Regions from separate parts of the Homo sapiens genome. Here regions 1, 2, 3, 4, 6 and 7 are each linked to region 5. The links are chromatin loops, found by intact Hi-C in ENCODE. Cell type or tissue: chondrocyte. All regions are shown on one strand. Region 1 overlaps ERC2 (ELKS/RAB6-interacting/CAST family member 2). Region 2 has its middle 26 kb from the start of ERC2. Region 3 overlaps CACNA2D3 (calcium voltage-gated channel auxiliary subunit alpha2delta 3). Region 4 overlaps LOC124906243 (a long non-coding RNA gene). Region 5 holds the start of WNT5A (Wnt family member 5A). Region 6 overlaps ERC2 (ELKS/RAB6-interacting/CAST family member 2). Region 7 overlaps CACNA2D3 (calcium voltage-gated channel auxiliary subunit alpha2delta 3).

The links. Peaks named below come from ENCODE experiments on the same cell type or tissue, not always from the same donor. Only the 100,000 strongest peaks of a DNase experiment are listed, where the experiment ranks them.
Region 1: it touches region 5 in a loop (6-fold over the local background); 51 of 110 quality-filtered maps call a loop at or near these places.
Region 2: it touches region 5 in a loop (21-fold over the local background); 6 of 110 quality-filtered maps call a loop at or near these places.
Region 3: it touches region 5 in a loop (3-fold over the local background); 25 of 110 quality-filtered maps call a loop at or near these places.
Region 4: a loop joins it to region 5, with 5 times the contacts of the local background. A loop is called at or near these places in 2 of 110 quality-filtered maps.
Region 6: a loop joins it to region 5, with 5 times the contacts of the local background. A loop is called at or near these places in 47 of 110 quality-filtered maps.
Region 7: a loop joins it to region 5, with 4 times the contacts of the local background. A loop is called at or near these places in 3 of 110 quality-filtered maps.

Annotation. Positions count from the first base shown.
Region 1 is chr3:56,040,934-56,044,933 of GRCh38, reverse strand. All of the region lies in intron 7 of ERC2 (ELKS/RAB6-interacting/CAST family member 2), which reads left to right. Among named protein-coding and RNA genes, the nearest start is that of MIR3938, 190 kb to the right of the region's middle. In chondrocyte, CTCF peaks have their summits at 2,177 and 2,384; no DNase peak of the experiment used is centred here.
Region 2 is chr3:56,492,957-56,496,956 of GRCh38, reverse strand. No RefSeq gene overlaps it. Among named protein-coding and RNA genes, the nearest start is that of ERC2, 26 kb to the right of the region's middle. In chondrocyte, CTCF peaks have their summits at 1,835 and 2,035 (motif pointing right); no DNase peak of the experiment used is centred here.
Region 3 is chr3:54,852,260-54,856,259 of GRCh38, reverse strand. All of the region lies in intron 17 of CACNA2D3 (calcium voltage-gated channel auxiliary subunit alpha2delta 3), which reads right to left. Among named protein-coding and RNA genes, the nearest start is that of CACNA2D3-AS1, 47 kb to the left of the region's middle. In chondrocyte, a CTCF peak has its summit at 2,276 (motif pointing left); a DNase peak (open chromatin) is centred at 2,259.
Region 4 is chr3:55,159,091-55,163,090 of GRCh38, reverse strand. The region is part of intron 2 of LOC124906243 (a long non-coding RNA gene); the gene reads left to right. Among named protein-coding and RNA genes, the nearest start is that of LINC02017, 17 kb to the left of the region's middle. RefSeq lists an enhancer at 1,719-2,918. In chondrocyte, no CTCF peak of the experiment used is centred here; a DNase peak (open chromatin) is centred at 2,357.
Region 5 is chr3:55,483,411-55,487,410 of GRCh38, reverse strand. WNT5A (Wnt family member 5A) reads left to right here and starts at 105. Exons shown (of 5, transcript NM_003392.7): 1 at 105-431. The coding sequence starts at 426. In chondrocyte, CTCF peaks have their summits at 1,938 and 2,145 (motif pointing left); DNase peaks (open chromatin) are centred at 202, 919, 2,085, 2,974 and 1 weaker place.
Region 6 is chr3:55,720,534-55,724,533 of GRCh38, reverse strand. The region is part of intron 15 of ERC2 (ELKS/RAB6-interacting/CAST family member 2); the gene reads left to right. Among named protein-coding and RNA genes, the nearest start is that of ERC2-IT1, 63 kb to the right of the region's middle. In chondrocyte, CTCF peaks have their summits at 2,044, 2,243 and 3,698; no DNase peak of the experiment used is centred here.
Region 7 is chr3:54,426,172-54,430,171 of GRCh38, reverse strand. The region is part of intron 4 of CACNA2D3 (calcium voltage-gated channel auxiliary subunit alpha2delta 3); the gene reads right to left. Among named protein-coding and RNA genes, the nearest start is that of ESRG, 210 kb to the left of the region's middle. In chondrocyte, CTCF peaks have their summits at 1,502 and 1,712 (motif pointing left); no DNase peak of the experiment used is centred here.

The DNA of each region.
Region 1 (4,000 bases), 560 kb before region 5:
CTAAGCAATAACAAAATAAATTGTCTGCAAATAACGATGTAGGGTGCTTTGACATAATGTTTCTATTTTTCAGTCTGGTAGTTCATCTCCCTGTCCTTCCTCTGGGTTTGTATTTGATTTGGGGAGCGAGAGTTAGGATTTGTTTATTTAGGAAGTAGATGCAAGAGTCCAAAAATGAACCGCGTCCTAATCCTGCCCCCGGTGACTCTTATAACAACATTGTGGAGGGATTTTTTGAAATGCTATCTCTTCTTAAGAGGAAATTTTCTGCAATATGAGTATTTTATCCTATTATTTCTTAAATTAAATTAAAGAGCATAGATAGAGTACTTTAAGTTGGAAAATAGTTTCTTGAGTACTGAAGTGCTACAATTTTCCCCCCAAATGAATACATACTTTTAATCTCAAATTTAGTTTATTCTATTATTTCATTTTTGAACTCAAAGGAAATAAATCTCTTCATTTTATTCCCTCCATAGGTTTCAAATGTTCAGCTCATAAAGTTACATAATCTCTTAAAAAAGTAAAAGATCATAACCAAATTTAGAATTCAAAACAAGGACTATACATAAATAATTCTTGAAAAAAAAATCCTAAAACCCCAAGAACACAGTCAAAATTGTGAAAAGGCATCAACTTGAAGTAATTTAAATAGCACAGTTTTATAGCTGTCTTAGAATGACCTTGAAAAAATGTTTCCCAAAACGAATTCTCCCTTAAATAATTCTTTCAGACAGAGTCTTGAAGAACAAACTCTCTTGAAGTGAATTGTTTTCTTTGATGCTGTTCTTTTTCCTGCAAATCCCAGAGGACAGAATATTTGGTTTTAACTTAAGATAATGAAAGTAATTTTACTTTGAGAACTAGGTTTTCAGCCGAATTGTAAAGCCTGTCTGCAGGTGAGATTTAATTTAATCCTTTGAGTACTTAAGAAGCATTCCTGAGACAGTGGCCAAGAAAGTGACAAGATTAGCACTTTGTTTATTGACAGTGTGTGGACAAGAAAAGACTTTTATCCTGAAGAGTTTAATGATTTTTTTTAAGTGATCTTACTGACAAATCTTAATTACTAAAATATACATTATTTAAATAGTCAAAGATTAGATGATGTGTTTGAATTTTAAAGTTAGTTGCAATTGAATTGTAGATGAGGAATTAAACAGTAACAAAGCAACCATGAAAGGCAGGTACTATCTTGTCAACTAACTTATAAGTTTAGAATAGAGTTAGAGGGTAGAAAATGAACGTATGAGTATTAAAAGAAAATGTATTAACGAAAATCTGTGGAAGATCTGTGATATATTTCTCAGAATCAGTCATTTGCATGTGGTTTTCATGAGAGTTTAAAGATTTTAAAAGATTTTTTTTTACTTGTCCTATTGCTTCCTTTTTAATTCCTCTTTTTTTTTCTGAGTGTCTTGTGTTTCCGATAAGCAGTCCAATTTTTCTGATGTCAGACACTATTTGAATAAATAAAGAAGTCCATTACAAATGAAAGGTATATGCATGGTTGAAACTTGATCCCAACGCTATATAACATATATAGCTATGACTTTCCAATAAAATTAGTGCCATAAAAAATTCTTAATCATTTTCTGTTCAATGTGTGCAAATGTACTTTTGCCACACACAATGATCCCCTTGTGTACACTCTGCTTTTTATTTTATTTGGGGAGTACAAAATGTTGAAAAACTAGAATATTTTACATACTAAATTTGATAGGTCTTCAGGTTTTTATATGGAAAACAAACAAAAATAAATCTTCTTTCTGACTATCACGATATCCAGCAGAAATGACTTTACACTATATTAGGAGTTTTTTTCATTTTGCGGGCTCCAGACCTCTTGGCCGCTCTGCCATCCTCTCAATACGTTTAGCCACGGTTAGCAAACCATGAAGATCTTGCCTACAGTAATCACTTATTAATATTTTGAAATCATAAAATATTTCTAGAAGCTCCTTTGGATTTTGCCTGCCATTCCATCATTGGACTTTTTCAGGATGTTCCGTTTTAGGACAATTTGGGGATGTTTTAAATTTGCTGCCTGTTCATTTTATGTCTAAAGGAAAAATTACACAAAATTCCTTACCATTTGGAAACATGTTGTCTTGGTTAGGGGTTTCGACCACATTTTAAAATTAGTTTTAAGAGAAAATGAATTGTATAAATGATCTGAAATTCAGTTAAGCACCGAGAATTGGGAAGCCGCTACTTTTATTTTAGAGTACCTTATTCATTGAAGTCAGACTGCTGACGATAAAAGAGCATTCTAGACCTTTAAACATTGATTATGCACTTTGGGGAGCGGTCTTATTTTCTGCTTTCACCCGTCCATTTGAATTTGGGCTTTGGTAGAGCTTGTATAGTGCAGTATCTCAAATATTCCACAGGGTGTCATGATGTGGTTGGTTGTTCTCAGGGACACTGTTTGGTAGGAGGTATATGAGCCAAGCCTTATCCAGTGTTTTAAACGGCTGGTTCACTTTGTTTTCAGTTGAGGAATATTTACTGAGAACCTCCTATGTGCCAGCCCCACGATAGGAATGCAGATCTTAGTGGTATTAGGAAGCTCCTCTTCTTCGCTTTGTGTTTGGCATTTCAGCCAACAGAATATTTACCAACACAGTGAGTTGGCTTGAATGTGTTTGAATTTATTTCCCATGTAGCTTTATGTCATTTGGGAATGAATCTGAAATGGAAGATCAGGTTTTGCAAACAACTAAATTCCCCAGTTAGAAACTAGTTCTTTTCCCTCCTTCATCTCGTGGGAATGTATAACTATATGTGCAGGTGCAGGAAGGGGGCTGAGAGTTCCTTCTCTAAAAGACTCCTGGGGTAGTTGTGTGGAGCCTGAAGCAGGAGCTGGGGCTTCTTGAGTCTGTCTGAGTGTGAACCTCACTTTGCCGCTAATTTGCTGGGTCACCTTAATCAAGTTACTTTGCTTCTTTTCACTTTAAATCATTGATGGTATTTTCAAAGAGTAAGTGAAAAATAATCTGTTTTTAAAAAGTATTTAGTGGCTTCCATTTCTGCAACAGGGTGTCATAAAGTCACTAATACTTGTTCCTTCCCTCCAAATACAATTGAGTACCTGAAAATAGTACGACAGGCAATCATAAAAGGACTTTGACAGGTAGTAAAGAAGAAAGTGGATTGGCTAGGGACCTGAGGACTTGAAGAACGGCATCATGGTGAGTTTCCTGACTTTTCTTCCCATCTCCCATATATATCTTACTGGGCACTGGAGAGCCCTGCAGCCCTGAATTGCCAGCAAGAATTGGTGGAGGGAAGGAATGAAAGAGGGAAAGGAAGAAGGAGAAAGTGAGAGAGGAAAGGTGGAAGGAAGGAAGAAAGGGGAAGGGAATGCCTGCTTTCTCTGGCCAAAGGAGTGGAACAGGAGAAGCCCAACTGGGATTTAGTAATGGCCCAGTCTGCCCAGAAATGTTGCCAGCCAAGCCCTCAGTAAGCCAACCCATTTTCCTGTCTTACATCTGCCAGAAGTGGTGAGCGCAGGATGCCTACAGCAGCTTCATCAGCAGAGCCAGGGTAGCTCAATCTATCACCAGCCCCAAACTGCTGGTAGAGCCTCTCTGCCCCTAGCAGTGATATCAGTGACCCGGGGAGGAGACTCTTCCACTCCTTTGGTCAGACTGAACTACTATGCTAAACCAAAACAGATGACTTCCTATTAGGTAAAAGATATACATAGAATGTAAATAGGAAAAAAACCCCACCTCTTAAACATATATCTAAAATGTCCAAGATACAATAGAAAATCACCTGTCATACCAAGAAAATAACCCATTATACCAAGAAACCTGTCATACAAGAAAAATCACAATTTTGATGAGAAAAAGACAGCTGACATGAATCAGATAATAGAATTATCTGACAAAAGCTGTAAAGCAATTATCATAAAATTGATTGAATGAGTGATTACAAGTTCATTTAAGAAGTGGAAAACCTCACTGGAAGGACTCAACGGTAGAGTGGAAAT
Region 2 (4,000 bases), 1.0 Mb before region 5:
CTCATTCACAAAGCATCTGGTTACCCATGAGCTGTGATGGAGATGTGAGGCAGCGCTCCTTTCTTGGGAGCACTAGCTGCAGAGGGTCTGTTCCTGCAGACCCCTGATTTGGTGACGGATGAATAAACATACACTGACACACAGATATTCTGCTTTGCCAGTCCAGCTGAGGGTCCGAGGCCACTCACAGACTCCAAGAAGAGTCCTGTAAAGAATGGCAGGTGTTGCCCTGAACGGTTCGCACTCCAGGCATTTATTTAGTGTAGAATTAACAATGGAAGCTTTGAGTCAACACACTTGTGGATAATTAACATGGTTAAGAGAGTAGTTCTACGAATGATTAAAGCTCAGGTACTGTGGTCTAAAGTAAATACCATTGGGGGCAATTTTCCTGGTAGACCTCTCCCGCCACCCCCCCAGGGCCATCTGGCTCAAAGGTTAGTTAATGGAGGTAGGGTAAACAGACTTAACTGGGGAAGCCTCTATTGTCCCTAGTATTTAACCTATGACTTAATGCTCTAAGGTAAGAACCGGCAGCCTTCAGCCTGTTCAATTATTACAAGCTATGTAACCTTTCAGCCTTCCAGAGAGGTTTGTGACTATTCCCTATAACTTTCCCTAATATTTCCCTTTAATATTTCTGCCACCATCCTGAGTGAATCCCAACAGAGACGTACAAAGGGATTAATGTTTTCCTGCCTGCTAATAATACAATATCCATTCTGTAGCCCATGGATCCAGGAGTAATTTTGACTTTCAAACCTTATTATTTGTAGAAATCCATTCCATAAAGCTATAGTTGCCATAGATAATGATTTCTCCAATGGATCTGGGCAAAATAAATGGAAAATCCTCTGGAAAGGATTCTAGATGTCATTAAGAACATTTATGATTCATGGAAGGAGGCCAAAATAGCAACATGAACAGGAATTCGAAAGAAGTTCACTCCAGCCCTCGTGAATGACATTGAGGGGTTTAAGACTTCCATGGAGGAAGTTATTGCAGATGTGGTGGAATTAGCAAGAGAACTAGAATTAGAAGTGGAGCCTGAAGGTCTGACTGAATTGCTGCAATCTCATGATAAAACTTGAATGGTTTAGGAGTTGATTCTTATGGATGAGCAAAAAAACTTGTTTCTTGAGATGGAATCTACTCCTGGCAAAGATGCTGTGAACATTGTTGCAGTGACAACAAAAGGATTTAGAATGTTACATAAACTTATTTGATAAAGCAGCAGCAGGGTTGGAGGGGATTAACTTTAATTTTGAAAGAAGTTTACTGTAGGTAAAATGCTATCAAACAGCATCACATGCTACAGATAAATCTTTCATGAAAGGAAAAATCAATCAATGCAACAAAGTTCATTGTTGTCTTTTTTAAAGAAATTTCCACAGCCACTCCAACTTTCAGCAACCCCCACCCTGATCTGTCAGCAGCCATCCACACTGAGGCAAGAACCTTCACCAGCAAAGATATTATGACTTGCTAAAGGCTCAGATGATCATTAGCAATTTTTTAGCAATAAAATATTTTAAATTAAGGTATGTACATTTTTCCGGAGACAAGGTCTCACTCTGTTGCCCAGGAAGGAATGCAGTGGCATGATCATAGCTCACTGCAGCCTCAATCTCCCAGGCTCAAGTGATCCCCCTACCTCAGCCTCCTGAGCAGCTGGGACTACAAATGCACAGCACCATGTCCAGCTAATTTTTAATCTTTTTTTTTTTTTTAAAGAAATGAGTTCTCACTGTGTTGCCCAGAGTAGTGTCAAAGTCCTGGGCTCAAGTGATCCTCCCACCCTTGTCTCCCAAAGTGCTGGAATTACAGGTGTGAGCCACTTTGCCAAGTCAGTACATTGTTTTTTGACCTAATGTTATTGCACGCTTAATAGACTACAGTACAGTGCAAATATAACTTTTATATGCACTGCAGAACCAGAGCTATTCTGATACTAGCTTTACTGTGGTTGTCTGGAACCCAACCTGCAATATCTCCGAGGTACACCTGAAATTTTAAAAACAGTTGTGCAATAACTAAAGCAACCACTAGAGGGCTCAACAAAGCGGCTTACCATGCCCTCTAGAGGTGGTGCCAAGAGAGCTGTCCAGGTGCTGAAGTGTGTAGAAAGGTTGCTCACTGGAGTGACACTAGGGAATCTAGAATGTGCCTTGGAGATTCCACTGCACAGCTCTGTGGGCTGGAAACCGATTGGTGTTAGGTGTCAGGCGAGAGTACAGAACTGCTCTGAATTCTTTAGTCCTTTCTATTATTCCAACATGAATCAAACCTAGCATGTCGGGGCAGGGTAAGCAAGTGATAGTATTTTGATATGCTTCTCACCCAAGAAAAGAAATGACACTTTGCAATCAAACCTGGTGATGGTGGAAGCCCAGTCAAGGTGAAAGCTTCAGCTAGCAATAGAGACTGATAATTTTTACCTAGTTCTCAAATGGTTGCGAAAGGATGTGGTCTAGGAAGAGAAGATAATATGTTTTTTATTGTTTGTTTTTAACTTCTTTTTTTTAAGATACAAGGTCCCACTCTGTCACCCAGGCTGGAGTCCAGTAGCACAATCACAGTTTACTGCAGCCTCCAACTCCTAGGCTCAAGCTATCCTCCTGCCTCAGCCTCCTGGGTGGCTAAGACTACAGGCATGCATCACCATACTTGGCTAATCTTTAAAATCTTTTTTATAGAAATGGGGTCTCACTGTGTTTCCCAGGCTGGCCTCAAACTACTGGCCTCAAGTGATCCTCCTTCCTCAGCCTCCCAAAGTGCTGGGATTACAGGCATGATCCACTGCACCTGGCCTGAGATTTTTTTTTTTGTTTTAAAGATTTATTGCCTGAATTAACTTAAAAAACCTAAACTTTAAAGTCTGTTGTCACATAGTTTGTAAACAATAGCAAGGCCCTTCATCTCTTCATCTTACTATTTTATAAAAGATTATACATTCAAATGTAAAAATAAGAAATCTATAAAAATGAAAATTATCTACGTTGCCCAAATTTTCTGAAGGATTGGGCAAATAAGTATGGATGTATATTACTCCTGAGGGTTTTAATTGTTGCAACCTTTTAGAGGGCAATTTGGCAGAATCTATCAAAATATCAATAGGTATTCTTGTTTTTTTTTTTTTAATACAGAGCCTCACTTTGTCACCCAGGCTGGAGTGCAGTGGTGCAATCACAGCTCACTGCAGCCTTGACCTCCTGGGTTCAAGGAATCCTCCCATCTCAGTTTCCCAAGCAGCTGGGACTACAGGCATGTGCCACCACACCCAGCCATTTTTTTTTTTTTTAAGATATGGGGTCTTGCCATGTTGCCCAGGCTGGTCTCAAACTCCTGGGCTCAAGTGATCCTCTCACCTCTGTCTCCCAAAGTGCTGAGATTACAGGTGTGAGCCACTGTGTCTGACCTGGGTATTCTTTTTGACCCGGCAAAACTATGTTAGAAATTTAACTTAAAGAAGTATAAATAAATATGAAGCATCTTTTTATTACAATCATGCAGAAATTATACCACTGATGTTATGGTAAAAAAATTAGAACCAATGTAAATGTTATCAGTAGGAGATAAGTTGTGGTTCAGCAATTACTATGCAGTCATTCAGAACATTGATTTATATGAATAGGCAAGGAAACATATCCACAATATTTTGTTGGATTAAAAAATATAGGGCAGAGAATGGTATGCATAGTATAATCTATTGAGGCAAATACATTTGTAGATGTATGCACAGAAGAATCTAGAAGGCCATACACTAAAGTATTAACATTAGGTTTTATTGAAAGACTGATCTACCAGGGGAAAGTGGAGGGCCTTTTCACTGTTTGGTACACATTTGTATCATACAATAGGCATGTACTATTTATACTTTTAAAAAGATAAAAAGGAACTGTGTAAACCAAAATATTGAGGCAGGGAATATTACTATTCCCTGTGTCTGTATCCTTTTAAATTTTTATTCCTTTCCGTTTTATATTTAACACCACTAGAT
Region 3 (4,000 bases), 630 kb after region 5:
TCCTTCTTGTCAGTACTCTCAACCGTGGTGCTTGATAACATATTGTTTCATTGTGTGCTCGATTTCCTACACATGGGTTTTCTCTCGTCATTTATTTGTCATTCCACCTCCTTTGCCAAGTACCTCACCAGGCCCTGGATATACAAAGCTGAACAAAACACAGTCTCATCAGTGTCTTCATGCTACTTGCAGCACAGAGGAGCAGATGTGTCATGATATTTCTACAATGTCGTGGGGAGCCCAGACTCAAAGGTCCATGCAAGAAGACTTGAGGAATGGGGACAGACCCCTCTGTGGGGGAAGGGGAGGCTGAGAGGACTAAAGTTTTACAAAGGAGGGGTGACAGGGCAGCAGGAGGTGGTGTCAGACTGTGAGCTCCTTGAGAGCAGGGGTCAGAGCCACACCCAGCAGTGGTTCCCAGACTTTGGGATTCATGGTTGGATCAGTCAGGCTGCTCTGGTTGCCAGCAACAGATAACAATTCTTAATCACTTGAGCAGAAGGGGGAGCTTATTGGAAGGGAATATGGAAATTCTCCACTCCCACTACAATGGGAGATAGATAAATAATGAATGAATCAATCAATAAAGGACAGAGGGTCTCTCATTCTTCCTTTTTCTTTTTCCTTCCCTCCATCTCTTTCTTCCTTCCTCTCTCCCTCCTTCACTTTTCTTTGCATTCTTCCATATTTCCTTTCTTCTTTCTCTCTTTCTTTCCTGGCAGAGTAATGACTATAAAAGACAAACCTTCCATGTATTCTCACCTTCGTATCACTCAGGGCCACAGCAGGAAGCACGTGGTATACATGAGCTGGCAAATTAAGGAGGATTTAGTAAAGAGGCTCTTGGAAAGGCCTGGGCAGGGTGTAGGAAATGACAGGAAATGGTGCAGCACCCTGAAGTTAGAAACAGTGGGGCGCACCCACCCATCTGCATGAAGGGTCAGAGGGAGAAGCAGGTGCCGGAGCCCGGAGACTAGTAGGCTTATGAAGCTTTAGAGGGGGTGCAGCCAGTCCCAGAGGACACGGGTGAACACACAGCCTGACTCCCCTCCCCTCTCTCCATTTCCTGTGAGTGTCCCCCACTCAGCAGACCCAGAGTCGCAGCCCAGATCAGAGGGGTCACTGCTGTGTTCCATACAGGTGGGCATCCTAGGGCCAGGGGGATGCTGTCTGGAGAGGCTGACAGAGGCTCTGCAGCCCAACCTGGCATTTTGTCAAATAACCTGAGGACACAGCTTCAGGATTAAAGAACATTCTTTCAGTTGAATAAGCTTAATTTTATGAAGAAAATACACTGTCCTACAAAGCAGGGGTTCCTTGCTGGCAAGAGGGACCCAGAAGAACTATGGGCTCACAGAGGTGGGTAATTATCTATAGCTGTCTTCTTGGTTTTTCTTCTGAAGACTGACCCGAATTTACTTTTTGCTTGACACATTCCTTGGCCTAAGCATCAGGGAATATCTTTTTTGCCCTTCAAATATGTAGTTATTTATTAATTTAATTTTTTAAATCATTATATATAGAGAATCTTCACACACAGTCAACCCCTCTGTGGTGAGCACTCCACGCACGAGGCAATGAGAACTGACCCAGGCAAGGCACCCAGGGCTCTCAGCACAAGGCCTGGCCCGAGACCCGTGGTGAGGGCAGTGTTGTGATTCCTGGTAGCCTGGGTGCTGCGGCGCCTGGCACCCAAAGGGGATTCATAAGCACACTGTCCATAATAAAAAAAATACCTGTGGGATTGATTCCAGACCCCATCAATCCCTTGAGTGTCCAAGCACACACCCAGTCACAGGAGCTGTGGGTTCTCAAGGTTTGCAGAAAGGGCGTAGCTCCCACCCAACAGAAACCCAGGCACCCACTGACTTGAGTTGTAAGCCCTCCCCTCAACGCTGCAATCTGTCCACTCGTGCCCAGACCAGGCAGTGAGGACGGTGCCCTCACCAATTCCGTCAGGAAGAAAGCACACAAGGCTCTGTTTTCTTTTTCTTTCTTTTTTTCAAACCAAATGATGTATTTCCAAAAGAACAGGCTCGCTACGTGGGGTCACACAGTCTTGTTTATTTTTTCTCAGAGAACGCTCTCCTCTGAGCAGATACACTTACTAAGCCTCTGTTAATTCTTTCTTTGAAACTAAACGAAATGGACTCAGACCAGGCCTAGGTTGCAGTCGCCCGGGCTCTGTTCTGAGAATGTGCACTGGCAGGGGCTGGCTCTGCATGGGGACCGGGTACTCGGCGGTGCCCGCGCGCCACCTACTGGACAGTCTCTTTCAGTTCAGCAGCAGCCTGAGAGCGGGGGTCCAGGAGGCTGGCAACAGATCCCTGCATTTGGGGACCACCGAAAGTTCCGTGAACAATGCTAGGCCCAACTCCCCATCCCCCCACCCCCATAGGCTGTGGCCGGCAGAATGCATGGTCCTGAGATGAGACAGAGAAGTCAGGCCTGAGGTCAGTGATCCTGGGGAGACTGTAGAGTATCTGCTGAGTGCAGTCCTCCCCCACCTCCTCTGGGAAGCCCTTCTGCATCTCAGGGCACCCTTCCTCTAAGGAAAAGCAGAGACTTTGTCTGTGAGCCCATAGTTCTTCTTGGTCCCTCTTACCACCAGGGAACCCTTGCTTTGTGTGATGAGCTTCTTGTGGGCAGAGACCTCCTTCTACCTGCTTCTATGTCTCCATTAAATAGCATAGTGCTGGACTTAAGGACATCTGATGAATGCTTGCAGGCAAGCAGGAGGGGATAGGGAGGGATGAAAAGAAAAGGGAGCTTAACCAACCACATTTCTGTTTCTGCACCCGACGTAGCAAGGACTCAACAAATGTTTGGTGAATGAACGTGTGTCACCTGCTCTTCTCATTTATTGTAAGAAACTGGTACTCAGATATCCAACCATCAGCATCACTCAAACATCCTGCAGATCATTCACCAAATATTTACTGACTACCCGCTCTGTGTAGTAGCAAACTCCCAGCTATTCACAAAGGACCACAGGGGAGAAGTTAAACAATAGACGTTTTCCAAGAGTGGTGATTCAAGAAAACTAAAGCAGGGGATGTGATGGAGAGTGATGGAGGAGTATGGCTTCTCTGGGTGGGCGCAGCGATGCTTCTCTGAGGTGACATCTGAGCTAAGAAGTGGAGGATGAGAAAATGCCAGTAAAAGGTGTACCTGGGACAAGATTTCAGGTAAAGAAGAGTTGAGCATGAGAATTTGGAGCAGGAAGGAGCTTGCGGTTTCTGAGGAACGGACGAAAGGACCTGCTATTTCCTCAGTTGCGGAATTGCATAGTTAAGAAAAATTCCATTTGACTTTCACATCTAAATTCTTTGGAATTATACAGAATCTCTTCCTATGGCCTATTGCTTGAACTAAGTCAGCTGGATTCTAGAAGTGCTCCTACCTTTTTAAACCCTTATTTAAACTGATGTTTGATGTGCACTGTCTAGTTAGCATTTAACACATATTCACATGTGTCCATGGGGGATGTCCACTTAGTTCCATACAAGAGGACTAAAGTGTGAGAACATTTACACTGATTAGCATGTCCATGTATCAATCCATGGATTTAATAACCTTTCATGAGGACCCATCTATAACCACTAACAAACGTGCACTGCCCAGGAATCCACAAGAACAAAGAAGCAGAATCCATGTTTGGAATGGGGCAAGGACAGTCCAGAGTGACACAGGGAAAGGCGAGTGCCATCCTGGAACCCAGGCTGTGGAGAGCTGGTGGTGGAAACAGCAATATTAAATTCCAGCGGAGGTGCGAGGACTCTTGGGTTAGGAAAACTTAAACTCGTTCAAGAGTTCATCTGAGTTTTCCAGAACAACAGAAATGGCTTTGGCATCAAAACATTCTGATTTAGATGACCTAAGTGCTCAGGTTCACCTAGTGTGGCTACTGCTTTCCACCCACTGGCCTCCATGACAGTTTGTCTGCGGAAGTCTAGATGGCGTAGGGGTGAACCTACATGGCTAGAATAGGCAGAGTTTC
Region 4 (4,000 bases), 320 kb after region 5:
TTATCTCTAATACTTAGCTCACTGCTTGGCCCACAGTAGATACTTGACATAAATGTGAAAAAATGTGTTAATGGAGAAATGAATGAATAGATGAAAGGATAGAAGAGTAGAAGGAAAGAAGGAAGGAAGGAAGGAAGGAAGGAAGAAAGGAAGGAAGGGAGGGAGGGAAGGAATCAAGGAATAAAAATATTTGACTTCCTCAGAGGTACATATTATAAAACAAAGTAGCCTTTTCCAAGTACATCAAACATTATGTTCCATAGAGAAGAATTTTAATGCTGCCTGAAAAAATGTGACTAGATATTCAATACATATTTTATATTGACCCTGGGCCTTATTAATGGCAGGAAATTCAAAGGAAGTCAAGTCTATACTGTATGCACCTACTGCCAGAAATGAGGAGCCTACAAATGTTGGACAAAGCAAAAAACATCTGGGCCTGGCCATGACCTTGAGGAATGGAGATATTATGCTCTCTGAGCTTAGTCTTTTGGCTTGGAATAAAACCAAAACTAAAACCAAAAACCCCACCTCTATGTTCTTCTCATGATTTGAATGCCTTTCCCTTTGCTATGTCCTCCCTGGGAGAAGTCTCATCAACAGACTTCAAACAGGTAATCTTGCAGCTGCTACACATTCAAGTGTTTAGACTACATCTAAACTTGCTTTTTTATAACAACTTGCTTATTAGGGATGCATAAATAGATCTAGAGAAAATGAGAACAGATCTTATCTTTGGGTAAAAATATGTAAGGCACAAAACAGACTCATTAGAGAAGGTTCAGAAGTCAGGGCCTGTGGCTCAGAGTTCAAATTGGCCTGGCCAGAGCAAGCCTCCTCTCAGAACAGATGAGTCAGTGTGGTTATCACTCAGTGTTTTCAAAGCATAGAGGATGCAATCTGAGAGGCAAACGTGAGTTTCCAGATAGGGAGAGAGGAAGAATCAGGATTATGAGTGACATGTTAAAATATAATGTCGTGGTCTGCAAGGCCTAAATGCTTTGGGCAATGTTGTGTCTGGAATTTCTGTGGGACAAACCGTGTCCAGCTGTGAAGTCATTCCTAGTGGGTTTGCGACAAGAGTGTAACTCAGGGCCTTGCCTTGGTGTACCCTAAATGTGGAGAGGCTGACCGCTTGCCTAATTGAAGGCAGATGGGAGGTTGCAAAGCTGGGTAAAGAAGAAGCTTTCTGACATCTGTCTTTGACCCAAAAGGGGATAAACTCAGGCCACGTTTTAAAAAGACCCCCTGAATGATTTACATTTACCAATTCCTATAGATATCTCAGCAAAGATTTTGCTTCAGTGCTAAGTACCTATCCTTGCTTTGAATGGATATCTGAAACTGTTTTCTGTCTTGACTTTGTCCAGTTCCATTTTGGAAGAAGAGACATTTATAAAGTAGACAATGCCCTGTACATACCCCCACATCCTAAATATGAGAAGTAATCACAGCTTCCACGTACGGAGTGTTAATTACATGTGAGAGACTCTGACAAGTGCTTGATAGGACATTGTCTCATTTAGTCTTCACAAGCAACCCTGAGAGGCAGAGGTGCTTGTTCATCTGTTTTATGGATGCGAATAAGGAGACATCCAGTTATTCAGCAGCAGAAACAAGACTTGTATTCAGGACTTGGTTAAAGGCCAAACTCCAGCCATTCTTACAGTAATGCAATTCTCTCCAGCTTTTCACATATTTGTTTAAGTCTCCCCTAGGTTCTAGATGATCAGGGCTGTGTTTTGCCCTTCTTTGGGCATCACACAGTGCAATGTACATACTAACAGCTAAATGCATGATGAAACCTTTTCTTTTTCTTAATGAAAAAGGCAGAATACTAGATTTTTCAGATGGTGAGTGTGATCCATGCATGAAGTGGGACAGAAATGAATCAAGAAAGAAGTTTTGTCAACACAAGAATGAGAGACTCCTGTTTGGGCTTGTTGTTGAAGGTCCCATCTTATATCACAGAGGTCATGAAACTGGGAGCCAAACAAAAGGGCATATGTTGCTGGACGATAGATGTTCTGCTCACTCAGGAACCAAGACCACTTCAAAGTTTGCTTGGCTTGGTGGGAAGCTGTTGCCAAGGAGAAGAGTCCCTGTGTCCCAACTGCCCATAAATATGTCTCCAAACAGCAGGAAGGAGTTGTACAAAATGATTGTAGTAGCTGGAGCAGGGGGGTGGAGACTTGGGAAGTAGATTTGTCTCCTTCCACAGCACTGACTGAGCTAGGAAGCATTCCACATTCCAACTGGCCAAGAAAAACACAGCCCAGCACTGGTAGGGAGGCAGCCATCGGGGAACAGCTGAACCACCATGGTCATCCAGCCTCTCAAAGACTGTCACCGCAAGAGTGAAGCCAGAGCCTGCGGTTTCCTGTCATCCTCTCTGGGACACAGCTCAGTCTTCCAATGACTCATGGCCAGTGGCGTGCAAAGATTTCACGTCCCATCTCCAACAGAGCCCAACCTGTGCAGAGCCACGGCCGTTCCCACTGCTTCTTCCTCATGGGTTGCTTAATGAGGGGATTAATGATGACCAGGATGTGAGTGGACGTCTTCACATAAGCAGCCCGGCTGTAAAACTGGCCGTGCACAGGCAAGCAAAAACAAAGCGGGGGGGGGGTAACACTCAGCAGCACTGCACCAAGGCTTCTGTGTCTCAAGTCTTCTGGTCATGTGGGGAGAGGAGAGGAAACTGAAATTTATTAACTTCAGGCCTCTAGAGAGATGGTGAGGCTCAGTGGTTAAGAGTGTGGGTGTCAGATTGCATCCGGCTTCATCACTTCCTATTGGCTTAGTGATCTTGGGAAGTTCCTCAGCCCCTCTGAACCTCAATCTTTTCATTCAGAAAAAGGGAATGATAGTAGTCTCTACTGCATTAAGTGGTTTCGAAGATCAAATGGAGATTTATAAATGTAAAGTTTGGTAAATGTTAGCTTTTGTCGTTGTTATTTTTACCACCATTGATACTCAAGTTTAGTTGGTGATGGGAGCTGAAGAACAGTGGAAATTACTTCTGAAGGAATTAATACCAATTATAGAGTAAATGCTTTGTGGAAGTTGAACACTGGACTTCAGTTATTAATTGGAAGAGAGCCTTGCTCCTAATACCGGCTGTGTTCTGTGAATGATTAAGCCTAAAGACCTTTTGGGATCTGTGGTAACTCAGGAATAGACTGGCCAGGGTGACAGTCTCACTTCCCACTTGGAAACACTATTAATAATCCAACCCCCAACCATACCCAAGCTTGCTCTTCAGTTCTACCAAAATGTATTGAAGGCTCGTCACATGCCAGGCACTACTGGCATGGTGGGGAGGTGGGGGCATGAATATAACAGAGAGGTGTAACACATGGGCCCTGTATTCAAGACATGAACAGGTGAGATGAATATATGTACACTCAAGTAACTACCATGCAGCAAATCATTGCTCCAGTGCCGAAACAAACTACATGCAAGGCACATGGGGAGAGACTGATTCTGAGTGGGAATATCTGTGAAGTCTTCTTGGAGGATATGTGTTTTGAGATGAACCTCAAATGTCGATGTGAAGAGGAGGTAAACAATGTAGATAAAGGGATCATCTTTTGCAACAGTAGTAGCCTAGAGTAGACTAAAGGAATAAACTGGAAGATAAAGTTGAGGAGGTTGGAGAAGACCATATTCTGCAGAGTTTTGATGGTCAGGCTGAAAGATTCGGATTTTGTTATTTATATTGGGAGACAATATGCCTTGGGAATAGAAGCTCAGGCATTGACTCTGAAATGTATTTGAGTCATGGCTATACTTTGTGCACATGGTGTGACCTGAGAAAAACATTTCACCCTCTGGACCACAGTCTCCCCACTAGAAAGAAGGGCTCACAGCAGTGGTTCACTCACAGGACTGTGGATGTGCACAGGCTGCTCAGCACTGTTCCTCGGCATGGTACAGTCTTATAAATATTAGCCATTGCTGTCATCATCAGCAATCAAGAGGCTGTTGCAATAGCTTA
Region 5 (4,000 bases):
ATTTGTCGTAAGGTCTTTTGCACAATCACGCCCACATTTGGGGTTGGAAAGCCCTAATTACCGCCGTCGCTGATGGACGTTGGAAACGGAGCGCCTCTCCGTGGAACAGTTGCCTGCGCGCCCTCGCCGGACCGGCGGCTCCCTAGTTGCGCCCCGACCAGGCCCTGCCCTTGCTGCCGGCTCGCGCGCGTCCGCGCCCCCTCCATTCCTGGGCGCATCCCAGCTCTGCCCCAACTCGGGAGTCCAGGCCCGGGCGCCAGTGCCCGCTTCAGCTCCGGTTCACTGCGCCCGCCGGACGCGCGCCGGAGGACTCCGCAGCCCTGCTCCTGACCGTCCCCCCAGGCTTAACCCGGTCGCTCCGCTCGGATTCCTCGGCTGCGCTCGCTCGGGTGGCGACTTCCTCCCCGCGCCCCCTCCCCCTCGCCATGAAGGTAGGTGTTCAGTGCGCTGCCACTTTTTTTCTTTACTTCCCCCCACCCCCTGTTGGAAGTTAACTGAGTTCCCTTCGCCTCTTCCTATCCCTCCATTTCCCCAACCGCCTGAAGAAGCTGGAACTCCAGCGTCGCTGGCAGGAACCCCTACCCCTTCGCCCTCCACGCCGGGCGCACTGCCTCAGTGTCCCAGGAGATCACTTCTGGTCGCACCACCCGTTCTGCAAACAATTTTGATTTTTGAGAAAAAGTGGGGAAGAGCGATAGTAGACAAACTGAGTGCGGTTCACTGACGACTTTCCTTTTGCTCTGAGAACATCGAGTGTAATTTACTATGTATATTTCAGTAACAGGATAATGATTCAATTCAACAAATATTTACCAAGCGCCCACTGCGCGGGCACCGGGACGGTGTGTGGCCGGGGCTCGGGATGGGGAAAGGGACTCCTTGGTTGAGAGAACCCGCAGAGGAACTAGGGGCCAACTACTCCAGAGCGGCGTACACCTTCCCCGACACCCCCCCGCACCGACGGAGGCCAGATTGTAGGCTTGCCTTGGCCGAGTAACTCGAGCGCTTCAGGCCCCTTTGCCTTTAAGAGTGCCTGGCGGGGGGCCAGCGCGCACCCCGGCGCGGGGAGCGGGGTCGCGTTATTAGCATTATTAGCCGCCACTGGGTGAGCTCAGGCACTTTGCAGCAGTGGTGGGGGCGGGGAGTTGTGGTGGTAGTGGCTGTAATCCCGTACTCCGGGACAGCGCTCCCCGGCCCCCTGAGCGGAGTCCGCCTTGTCCTTTAGAAAACACTTGGGCCTCCGCTTTGGGAGAGCAGGCGGGGGCCAGTTTGCGAACTCTTGTTTGTTTTAATTGTCAGTTGTATGTTAAAGCCGAATCACACACTCCGAGGGTCACTGAGAGTTCACTTTTACGAAAAGTTAACGTTTCTTCCTGCAACATAAGTTTTTATTTTCTAAACAATTTTTCTTATCTGTCCTCCAAGCTTCGATTCCTATTTCCATTTTTCTGGTCTTTCCCATTTTAAGTTTCTTAGAAAATAAGGTTAGAATTGAAATTAAGATGTTTCCTGGAAGCAAATAACCCCTCTTCCCCCCAAAAAGTTAAAAAAAACAACAACAAAAAACTTCAAGTCTGGAGACCCCACGGCCCTGTTTGACTTTCTAATCCCTGTCTGGTATCGAGGCCCCTTCTCCTCTCTCGCCTCTCTTTTCTCTCTTCTCTCTTTAAATGGGTAATTCGCTGTTTGGAAGTAACTTGGGCCTTGCGGTGAGGTCGCACCTCCTCAGCCCCTGCCCTCCCCCCAGCCACCTTCGCACATTCACTGCCGAACCAGCCAGATTTAGTTTCTAGACAGACTCTGCCAGGGGAGTTTCGAGGGGGCAATGCGGAGAGTGCGCAGCGAACCGCGGGCCGACAAATGTGTGTGTGTCCGAGTGTGTGGATCCTTGGCTGCGTGTGTGTGCGTGTGTGTTTGTGTGTGTAGGGGAGTTGTTCTCGGGTCCAGGACGTAGTAGCCTTCGTCTCCTCCACCCCCCGACCCTCTCAACGGAAGACCCTCCCCAGGAGGCCCGGCCCAAGAGTCCCCTGTCTTCTCCTCCCCTCCCCCGTGCGCTCCGGTGCTCAAGGGGTTAGCACTATGCGCGCAGAACTCGGAGCCATCCCCGCGGCCTTTTCTTCCCCGCGGTGCGGTGCCGGCTGCCCCCTGTTGGCCGCCTTGAGGTAGGACTCCTGCGAGCCTCGGTTCCTTGGGGCGGGCGGGCGGGCAGCTGCTCCCCTCTCCCTCCCACCCCTGCTCCCTTCATCCCTCCCGACCACCAGACCCCACTCTCCCAGCAGGGGCCCTCGGAGGCCCCCAGAGGACCAGTTTCGCTGCGCCGCCGGCCGCTGCAATACGGAAGGGGCCACGGGTCCAGCCCAGCAAATGGGACTCGGCCAGCTGGACACAGGGTTGGTACCTCTTCTTCTGGGCTTGGGAAGGAGAGTGTCGCCCTAGGAGGCCTCGGGTCTGGCCTCAGCTGCCTCCCAACTCTCTATGATCGAGAACAAGTGTTGCTTTCCCGCTTTTCGCCTCACTTTAATCGTCTATTAAAAAGTGGGAGAGAAACTACCTTTAAAGAGTGGGGGTTGGACTATCATTTCATTTTCTTCCTCTGTCCAAGGACTCTGCTCCACCTCTGGACAAAGTTGATCCTCTGCCGAGAGGGCTAGACATCCTATGTGAGAAGGTGTGAGTGGTGTGTGTGTGTGTGTGTGTGTGTGTGTGTGTGTGTGTGTGTGTGTGTATCCTGGGGCCTGGAAAGCCCAGTCTAAGGGATGGACGAGGGGGCAGGAAACAGAGGAGAACCAGGCCAGACCGTTCTTCCCCTGGGGCCTCTCTATACCCGAACCTGGAACCTGCTGTCAGTGTTGAGGCCTGGGCGGCTCTCTTTTGTCATACTGATTCTGGCTCAAGGTGTAACCTCCGCCTTCTCTATCTGGCAATTCCCTCCTCCCCTACCCCGCTCCGCGCGCGCCAACACACATATTGCTGTGGACACAACCCTTGCGCCCAGGCGTGAGGCTTAGGGAGTAGTGGCTCCTTTGTCTGCTCCCCTAAAGCGGACCTCCTACCCGCCTGGGCCGGCCCATTCTTTAGCTCCTCGCGCCGCTCCCCGCATTCTCCAGGGCAGGACGTCCCAAGTTTTTGGCTGCAACTGAGTGCTCTCCTGCTAGTTTCTGCATCTCTCTCCTTGCTTTAGGGAGAGATCAGAGTGGGGAAAACAGCTTTCTTTTTCCACCAAGAGTGGAGATTCTTTTTGGAGTTTCCCATCCTCCCCTTCGCTGCCATAAGCCTGGGTCAAATGGGCTTCTTCCGCCTATTTGGCGTCCCTCATCGTTTCACTCCCAGAAACTTGGGGCCTAAACGTAGAGAGTCTAGCAGAAGGGGATGCCTAGACTGAATGTGGCAGTGCCCCGGGGCCGAGGGGAGAGGATCTTTGCTTGGCCTTTTTATCTATTCTCTTAAGGGACTGCCTGCGGAGGAGGAGTTGGGTGTTGCGAGACTTTAGGTGTGCATCCGGCTGCTCCCCGCGCCCTCCGAACGTCCTCTGAACAATTTTGCTACTGAGGTTTCCTCTCCCTCATCCCTCATCACGCCTGGCCCGCACCGTGGTTGGTAAAGAAGGATCAAGAACACCTTTAATCCGACGCGAAGGCTTTGAGGGATACATAGAAAGGGAGCCACGTCGTTGAGCTGCTCTGGATTGAAGAGGAGGACGCGGGAACGCCCTCCTCCACCTCACTCCTCTGGTGCGCTGAGCCCCTCAAACGCCCCCAGTCCTCCTCCCCGTGGCACGCGAGGAAGATTCTCAGTGTCCTTACAGAGTCATCTTCCCTGAGCCCCGAAAGTGTTGGAAAACATTTAGCCCCTTCTTTGGGAAACTCAGTTTCTGATCAGAATTTTTGTTTTACCCCTGGGGTTGACAGTCTCCCCAGAGGTCTCATTTCATACTGTCTTTTCGGATCTGATCTCTTGGTAAACAGGCGGGGATGTTTTACCCTACAGAGCCGATGTATGT
Region 6 (4,000 bases), 240 kb before region 5:
AACTTGGGTTCAGGAACTATGCAGAGATGCCACAGCTGGTAAGGGGTGGAACCAGAGCCCAAATGGGACTCACATTGAAGCTTTTCCATGCTCTTCCCAGGAGCTATCCCTGAATTGGTGCAATACTTCAGTTAGGTCTTAGCCCCTGTAAACTTGAGGCTAAAAAGCAGAATAAAGAAGGCTTTATTCTGTGACCCTGAGCAACCACTCCCCACCCCTCCTGACCCTTCTCGCCTGGCCCCTGCTGGCTCCCGCCATGACCTGAGGCCACCATGTGCAGGCTGGGAAGGGCGACTTATCTCTTCCTGCATCACCAGACATCACCGGTTGCCACTAGGGGAGAAGGCTGCAGGCTCAATCAAGTGTGCTGTCATTTTGGTTTTCTTGCAAGAAATGTTGGCACTTACCTCCTGCAGCCTTTGTGTTTCATTCTCAAGGTATCTGTTGGAAAGCCTTTTTCTCTTTAGTTTTACATTTTCTTTTTCATCATTTAACATATAAAACCAGGTTTTTCCTGGTCCCTTTCTCTCTCTCCCTCCGTTCCTTCCTCTCATCATATAATTAAAAGTCCTTTCAGCCTGTCTTCACCTTATCATTTCAAATACATTGAAAAAAGATCCCACTTCCTGCCCTTGTGTCCTCCTGATGCTGGATTTCAAAATGAAAGAAAAGCCCCTTTTCACTTCCTTTTTGCTTCATACTGCCCCTTGAAAAGCTGTGTTAAAGTGATATTGATTTTGTCATTGATCACCATTGTGGTGCACACCAGGTCTGTCCTTTCCTGGCTTCAGAACTTCTTCTTTTTCAGCTTTTTCAAATAATAGTATCAGGATTTTTTTCCTGAAAATTAAGGAAAAGGATTTTTCACCCTCTCCTCTCATGATTACAGGAAGACATTTATCAGACTTGGAATTTAAAATTTCCAGTAGTTTGCCTTTAATCTTTCTCAACTTTATATTCTTTTGGGGAAGATGTCACTTTCTTCTTTTGATTCTCTGCAACACACTAAAAGTTCCAGAATCTCCCTTGTTTATTGTTTTTTTTCAATGTTACCCCTTAATAATGCACTAGATTAAAAGGTAATAAGGATTTGATTTTGTAGCATTCTTTCTATGTAAATGAGCTTTTCCATAGTTGAAAGCATAGAGATACATCTTTTATCATAGAAATAATATTTGCTCATAATAGAAACTTCAAAAAATGTAAATAAAAAACTAAAGTTACCCATAATCCCACTACTCAGAAATAACTGTCACTAAGATTTATAGTTTCCTACATTCCATTGTCTACATATATATTTGAACAAAGACATGACATACTACATAATAAAGTTTGTTTAGCCTTTTAAACATTTAATATTTTGTGCATTTTCCCATGTCCTTAAAAGCCTTCGAAAACATATTTCTTGGTTTATGATTTCCATCATTTTGCAGTCATTAATTTTACCATTCTGTTTTGGGGATTTTGATTTGTTTCTAGCTTTTCACTTTTATAATCACACTGTGATGAACATCTTAGTACATAAGTCTTTTATTTTTTATGTTATTTTCTTTAGGATTAATGCCCAAGAGTTGAATTATTAGACTTGTGGGTAGTTTTAAGATTTTAGAGCATTAAGAAATGGCCGTCTCCTACAGTGGACTTGACATTCGTAAATATTTAAATAAATGTCAACTGTTCGTGTTAAATTTTTCAGGCTACATTCTGAAAACATGCCACTCATAGATTTGGGGCAGAATCCTACTACAGGAAGTGCAAGTGATCAGTAAACAGAGACAACAAGAGGCAGAGAGAGATTTTCAAAACTTAGGTGGGCATGGAAAGAAGTAGGCAGTTTATCCAGCAAATATTTGTTGAGCATGTACTACGTTCCAGATACTATCTGGACACCGGAGACACAACAGTGAACAAAACAGACAATTCCCTGCCCCAACTATTCCAGTGAAGAAACAAGAAACAAAATAAAGACATCAAATGTAGGGCATGTTGCACGATAATAAATACTATGGGAAAAACCAAAGATGATGCTCTATGAGGGATTTGGGGAGCTGATTTTGAATAGGGTGTTCCACAGATACCCTGCCCGGGAAAGCACTAGAGTTTTCCAGCCAAGTGGGGGGTGAGCCATGTGGAAGCCCTGTGCATGGAGGGGAGACCTCAGTGAGGACAAACTGCAGCCAGGAAAGTTGGAATCTGTTCCTCTGGGCCAGCTCCCCACGTGCAGTTGCTAAGTTGACAAGGTGGGGGAGCCAGAACCCCACAACACTAGTGTTTAGATGACATTATTATTTTTTTTTAATATGCATACAACAACCCAACCCCATTCTCTTATCTCTGCCCTGATATAGCCACTGAGACATGACCCCGTTGGGCACAACCAAAAAATCTTCATTCAAATGATCTTTGACACAGCCTGGGAATGGAATTGGGCAAAAAGACTATAACTTTAGATCAGATAGAGAGGTGGTCATCCCAGAAAACAGTGAAAACCCACAAGAATGGCAACTCAGAAGGTCTAAATCCAAGGCTGTTCTTACGCCCCAGAAACTACAATTAACTGATTATCTTGCAGCTGGCTTATTTCCTCTTTCTCATGGCCCAGCACTCCTAGAATTACAAACACAGCTCAGAAGCCAACCAGAAAGGTGGCTCTGGGCCACCTTGGGTGTGATGAAGCCACTTAGGGTGCTGGGGTAGGAAGGAGGTATGTGGATCACAAAGCCAGGCAGAGTTTCTGTTGTCAGTCTTCCTGGTTTGGGGGTCTAATGCTCGCTGAGATGTCTGATGCAAAGGCCACCTTAAAGTGTAATGTTAAAAGTTTAAACAAAGCAAGGCAACCCACCTCCCCAGGGGAGCCCTGGCAGGCAGTAGAAGGTTCAGGGTCTGAGAATGGACCCAAGAGTTCTAGCCCAGCTCTGGTCCCAATGCACTGAGAAACCTTGGGCAGCTCATTTTGCTTCTCTCTCACAGGCTCAGTTCCCCCATCTGTAAAGTAAAAGAGAGAAGCTAACAGACCTCTAAGCCCTTGTAGTTTTGATTGTCTGAGATTATTCCAGTGCATTCACACATAGTACGTTAAGTACTTGATCTATGACAAGGCCTTTGAGGATGCACAGGCAATTGGCAGGATTCGCTTTTGCAGAGCCTACAGTTGAGTAGAGAAGATGCATTGTTCAGTAGAACATTAACACAGCTAACACTTCTTCAAGAAATGGTATACTAGGCACAGTGTTGTGCCTTTGTTTTATTATAGTCCCCACAAAAACTTGAAGAGGCAGTACCATCATTATGCCCACTTTGCAGATGGGGAAACCAAGTCACAGAGCTGATAAGTGGTTGGGCCAGGACACACACTCAGCTAATCTGCACGTAAAGGCAGCACTCTGCCCATTTGCTTTCCCATCAAGATACAATTGCCATTTTCCCCATCAGGAAATATTGGGGGATTCTAGATTTCAAAGGCAACAGTGAAGAAGGAAAGCTCCAAAGATTGCTCATTGACTCACCTCCACTCACTAGTTGTATGATGCTGAGCAGGTCAACTTACCTTCCTATAAAATGGGTACATTGTTTCCTACCTAACTCACAGAGAAGCATTATCTTGAAGCATCTTCTCTGGGGCAAGGTCTTTAAAACCCCTAAGGATTAAAGAAATGTACAAGATGCTGATCTTAGTTGTGAGGTGGAAAGATGGGGCTATCTTATTCTTCCCCACAGGGTAGCACTGTGCTTCAAGGAATGGTGGTCCCATACCATCTCTGGTGACAATCTCTCAACATAAACTAGGATCTACATGACTTGTTCACTGACCAAGGAAGAAAGAACTTGAGTGGCAGTGTTCAAACATAGGGTCCCCTCTTCTGCTTTTTTGGGAGCCAGGTACTCATTTATCTGTGAAGAAAAACAAATAGAACAGAATGAGCAAACATTGTCTTCAAAGAACCCTGTTAGCTGGGTGCGGTGGCTCACACCTGTAATCCCAACACTTTGGGAGGCCAAG
Region 7 (4,000 bases), 1.1 Mb after region 5:
TGTAAATGTTTTCACATTTTCCCACAATTTACATAGAAAGTAGTTGCGCAGCAAGGACATAATTAGCATTAAATATGATTAATTCATACTATGGTGGAACTCAGAAAGTGTTTTGTGTTTTGATGCTGCATTTTTTCCAATTTCCATCTCCAATATAGTCAAGTACACATTTATAGGGCATTCATTCCCTATTGCTCTAAACAGATTGTCAGATTATCATCAGGGAATTAGAGCCTTTTCTTCCCAATGACTGGGAAATCTAACCCTCTTATGATTACGTTATTCTTATTTCACGGATGTTAAATTTTCTGCAGTATAATGAAATCCATAGAAGGCTATTTAAAAATTACCTCAAAAATAAAATGAAACAGAAATTACCTCAAGTGAATGCTATTCCAACATCCGAGAAAAATCTGTGGCAAAAGACAAGTACTTCACATTTTAGGGGGCTTCATATTGCTGGGTACCAAGGGTAGGCATGGGACTTGAGTAGAGTCTGGCAAAGTGCTATTCGCAGTCCAGTTGTCTACAGAGCACCATCATGATATAACCCCTAGGAAATCTACCAGTCTTTTCAACTCTCACTGAACGGCTCCTCAGCCACAGCTGAGAAGCTTATGACCACTCTTAAAGAGGGTACTACAAATACCAGCATTCTCCTGTGAAAACAGGATCTAGCCGAAATTCACAATCACAGACACACTCACCTACCCAGTCCCTCCTCCCCAAATCAGGTGGTTTGCCATTTGAAAATTACGAGAGAAGAAAGAAAGAAATAAAGGAAACAAGGAGAAAAGAAATGGAAAGGAAAGGAAAAAAACTGCTTGCCATTATAATATTTACAAGAGAACTTTCCATGGGTCTCAAGTTTTTCTGCAATTTAGTTTTATGATTTTTTTTTAGTTGATTAAAGCTAATCTTGCTCCCTTTTAACATTCCTTTTTTAAATTTGAGGATCCTATCCCATATTAGCCATGCTCTGGGGGAAAAAAATGTAGCTCATTAAGAGTGGAAATCTATAGCAGCTGCCAGTCTTTCTGCTTTTGTTGTTGCCCAACTGAGAATTTATTCCATATACCAGAGAGGGCTGGCTTTATAATCCCCATCCCAAACCATCGCATCTTCCTCCAGGTACATCCCACCAGCTTGGGTCTTTAAGCCATAAGGGCTGACCAAAGATTCACCCTCCTTGGGCTACAACAGGCATCTGATCTCTACTAGTGTCAAGGGCAAAGCCCCAATGGTAAGACAGATTTTTCCTTCCTCACAATAAATCAAGCATAAATCTGTAAAAAGGAAAATCAACTTCATCGGATGTAGGAACACTACAGTAACTAGATAAATTATGTTAATACAGACTAACCCAATGCATCAAGGAAATGACATCTGAGGAGTTTCACAAAAATATTGGAAGAAAGGCAACATACACAAAGAGTGAGATGGTTTAAATAAGGCAGATTTTTGTTACCCTCTTTAATTTGTTTTTTGCTAAATTTTGAAAGGTAGAAAGAGATCGTTGATAGCAGAAATAAGGCCCATTTGGGTGGACACAAAGAAGATATTTAAAAGTAAAAGGTGAAAAAAAAAAAAAGAAATATATCAAAGTTCCAGATTTTTTAACTCTGGCCCAACATTTTTAAAGACTTTTTTTAACATCCATAAATGGACTTGCAGCTGCACTGGTGCGAATCATCAGCGACATCTAGTGGATGGTCACATTATGGTGTCTGGCTGCAGCTTAAATTCAAATCAGATCTCGGCCCCCAGTGCCTCATCCTATCTTAACATTTATTGTTTGCAGAAAAAAATAGGTGACCTTCATTTACTTTAATTCAATAAGTCTGTCTGAGTTTAGTCTAAAGATATGAACATGGAAGAAACTGTTAAGTTGCTTAGTCAACCTGGCAAGTTTCACGCTTACGAAGAACCTGAGAAAGTCTAACTGTTGTGTGCAGCCGAGCCCTGGGTTTTATAAAGCCACATTGTTGCTCAGATTGATTTAATTCAAGTGGAAGAAGAAAGGGCTGCATGGTAAACAAACACTGAGGTAGTAATTACGTGACTATGGCCAATGCTATTTCACCCCTGTCAAGCACATTATGCTTCAGACATTTTTCAAAATGACTTGACATTTTTTCTGCCTGACATGTTTTGGGTTTGATACAGTGAAAACAGCTGGTTGCCTCCTGCTGCCTGGAAAATCTAGCAGTGGAGAAATCATGTTGAGGGCTCTTAACTTCCCTGCAGAATCTCTTAAAAGCCCGCAAAAGAAGCTCCTTGCTGCCACAATGCTGGTCAGGGAGGAGGGTATCACAGAGAAAACAAGGGCTTTGTAGGCAGCTGGATTTCTGGTCCAGGTCCTGATCCCTTGTTCCCCATACCATGTCCTACCTGTCTGACCTTGGGGATGTTATTAACCTGTGAATCCTGTTGTGACATGTTAGATCATCAGCATAGTGCCTGAGGACAGTAACCTGGAGTTATGCTTACTAGACTAGACGCTCCGCACTGGCAGGGAGCATGGCTCATGTGTTTATGACTACAAATAAGGTTGCCAGATTCAGCAAATAAAAATACAGGAGGCACAGTTAAATTTACATTTAAGATTTAACTGTGTGTCCTATATTGTATCTGGAGATCCTACCATTTGCCTAGGGTAGTTCTGGCTTCCAGCTCTTGTCCGAGTAATCATCAATACCTCCTCTTTCATTTTTAAAAGTATCTTAATTTGAAAATAAATAATCCTGGGTCCCTAACTGGGAGTGCACACCAAGCATGATGCTGAGGCCCTCCCGGCACATCTTAACCAAATGAACGGCCATTTTCTGGATGGGAGACCCAAGGAGAAGAAGCACATGTGTCCGAGATGTTTGCTAATTTAAATACTGCTCTCTGTTAACACATTTCAAAAATTGTGTTTTATGAAAAATTTTATTCATCAACAGATACGCACAGATAACCTACATGTGCAGGGCTTTCTGGCACTCTACAACACCAAATGACCAGGCAGAGGGCATCCCAGTTCACGCCCAAGTAAACATACTCAAGTAAACAGTCTCGTTCCTGCCTTCTGGTAATGCAGTCCAAAACACAGAAAGGGTACGCAGAACATAAAGAAAGGAAAGAATGGTGGGTAGAAGAGAGAGGAAGGGAGGGAGAAAGAAGGGAAGGAAGAGAGAAGGAGAGAGAAGAGAAAGAAAAACAAGGAAGGGTCAAGGAAGACACAAAGGTAGAAACAGTACAAGCAGACACATTAACAGCATATTATCTTTGAATCTAGAAAGGATTTTCTGATTTAACAGAATGCAAAGAAATCAAAGGATAAGACTTTACAAACAGACATCACCACCAACTGTGGTTACAAATTACTTTGTAAAATGAAAAAAAAAATCAAAGAATGCATTTTTACACAAGAACTATTAAGAATTCAGATTTGACAGCTGACAAGTTCAGTTGTTCCTCAAGGGACAGACACAGCATCTATCCTCTATTTGTGGCACACACATTTCACTGCTCAACTGATTTCACTTGTGCACACTAATTGGGGCTGGTATTTATGAAGGATTAATGACAGAGCCAGTCAGGAATGCTGAAACACTATCATTAATATTGCCAGGGAAGAATAGCTCAGTAGGGAGGTGCATCATAATTAATGTCACCTAAGAAATTATTTTCAGTATTCAAAATATTTAAGGGAATAACTGGTGGTAAATTTAATGTGAGAAACAAAAGCACTGTGTAATTGATTCCAAAATATCCCAACCCATTAAAAGGAGTGGAAAGGCAAATATTATGACACATCTCTAAAGTGCAGTTTATAACAAAGACGGAAGGCTAAAGAACAACAACATAACTTAGAGCTATAAAAATTACTGCTATTTTATGGCATTCTTAAACATATATATATTTCAAATTAGTGTTTGGTGCCTGAAGTAAACTTTGCAAATATCCTGTGCCTTCAGAATAAAATAATAATGTGTCTACCAGCTGTCTCCAACCA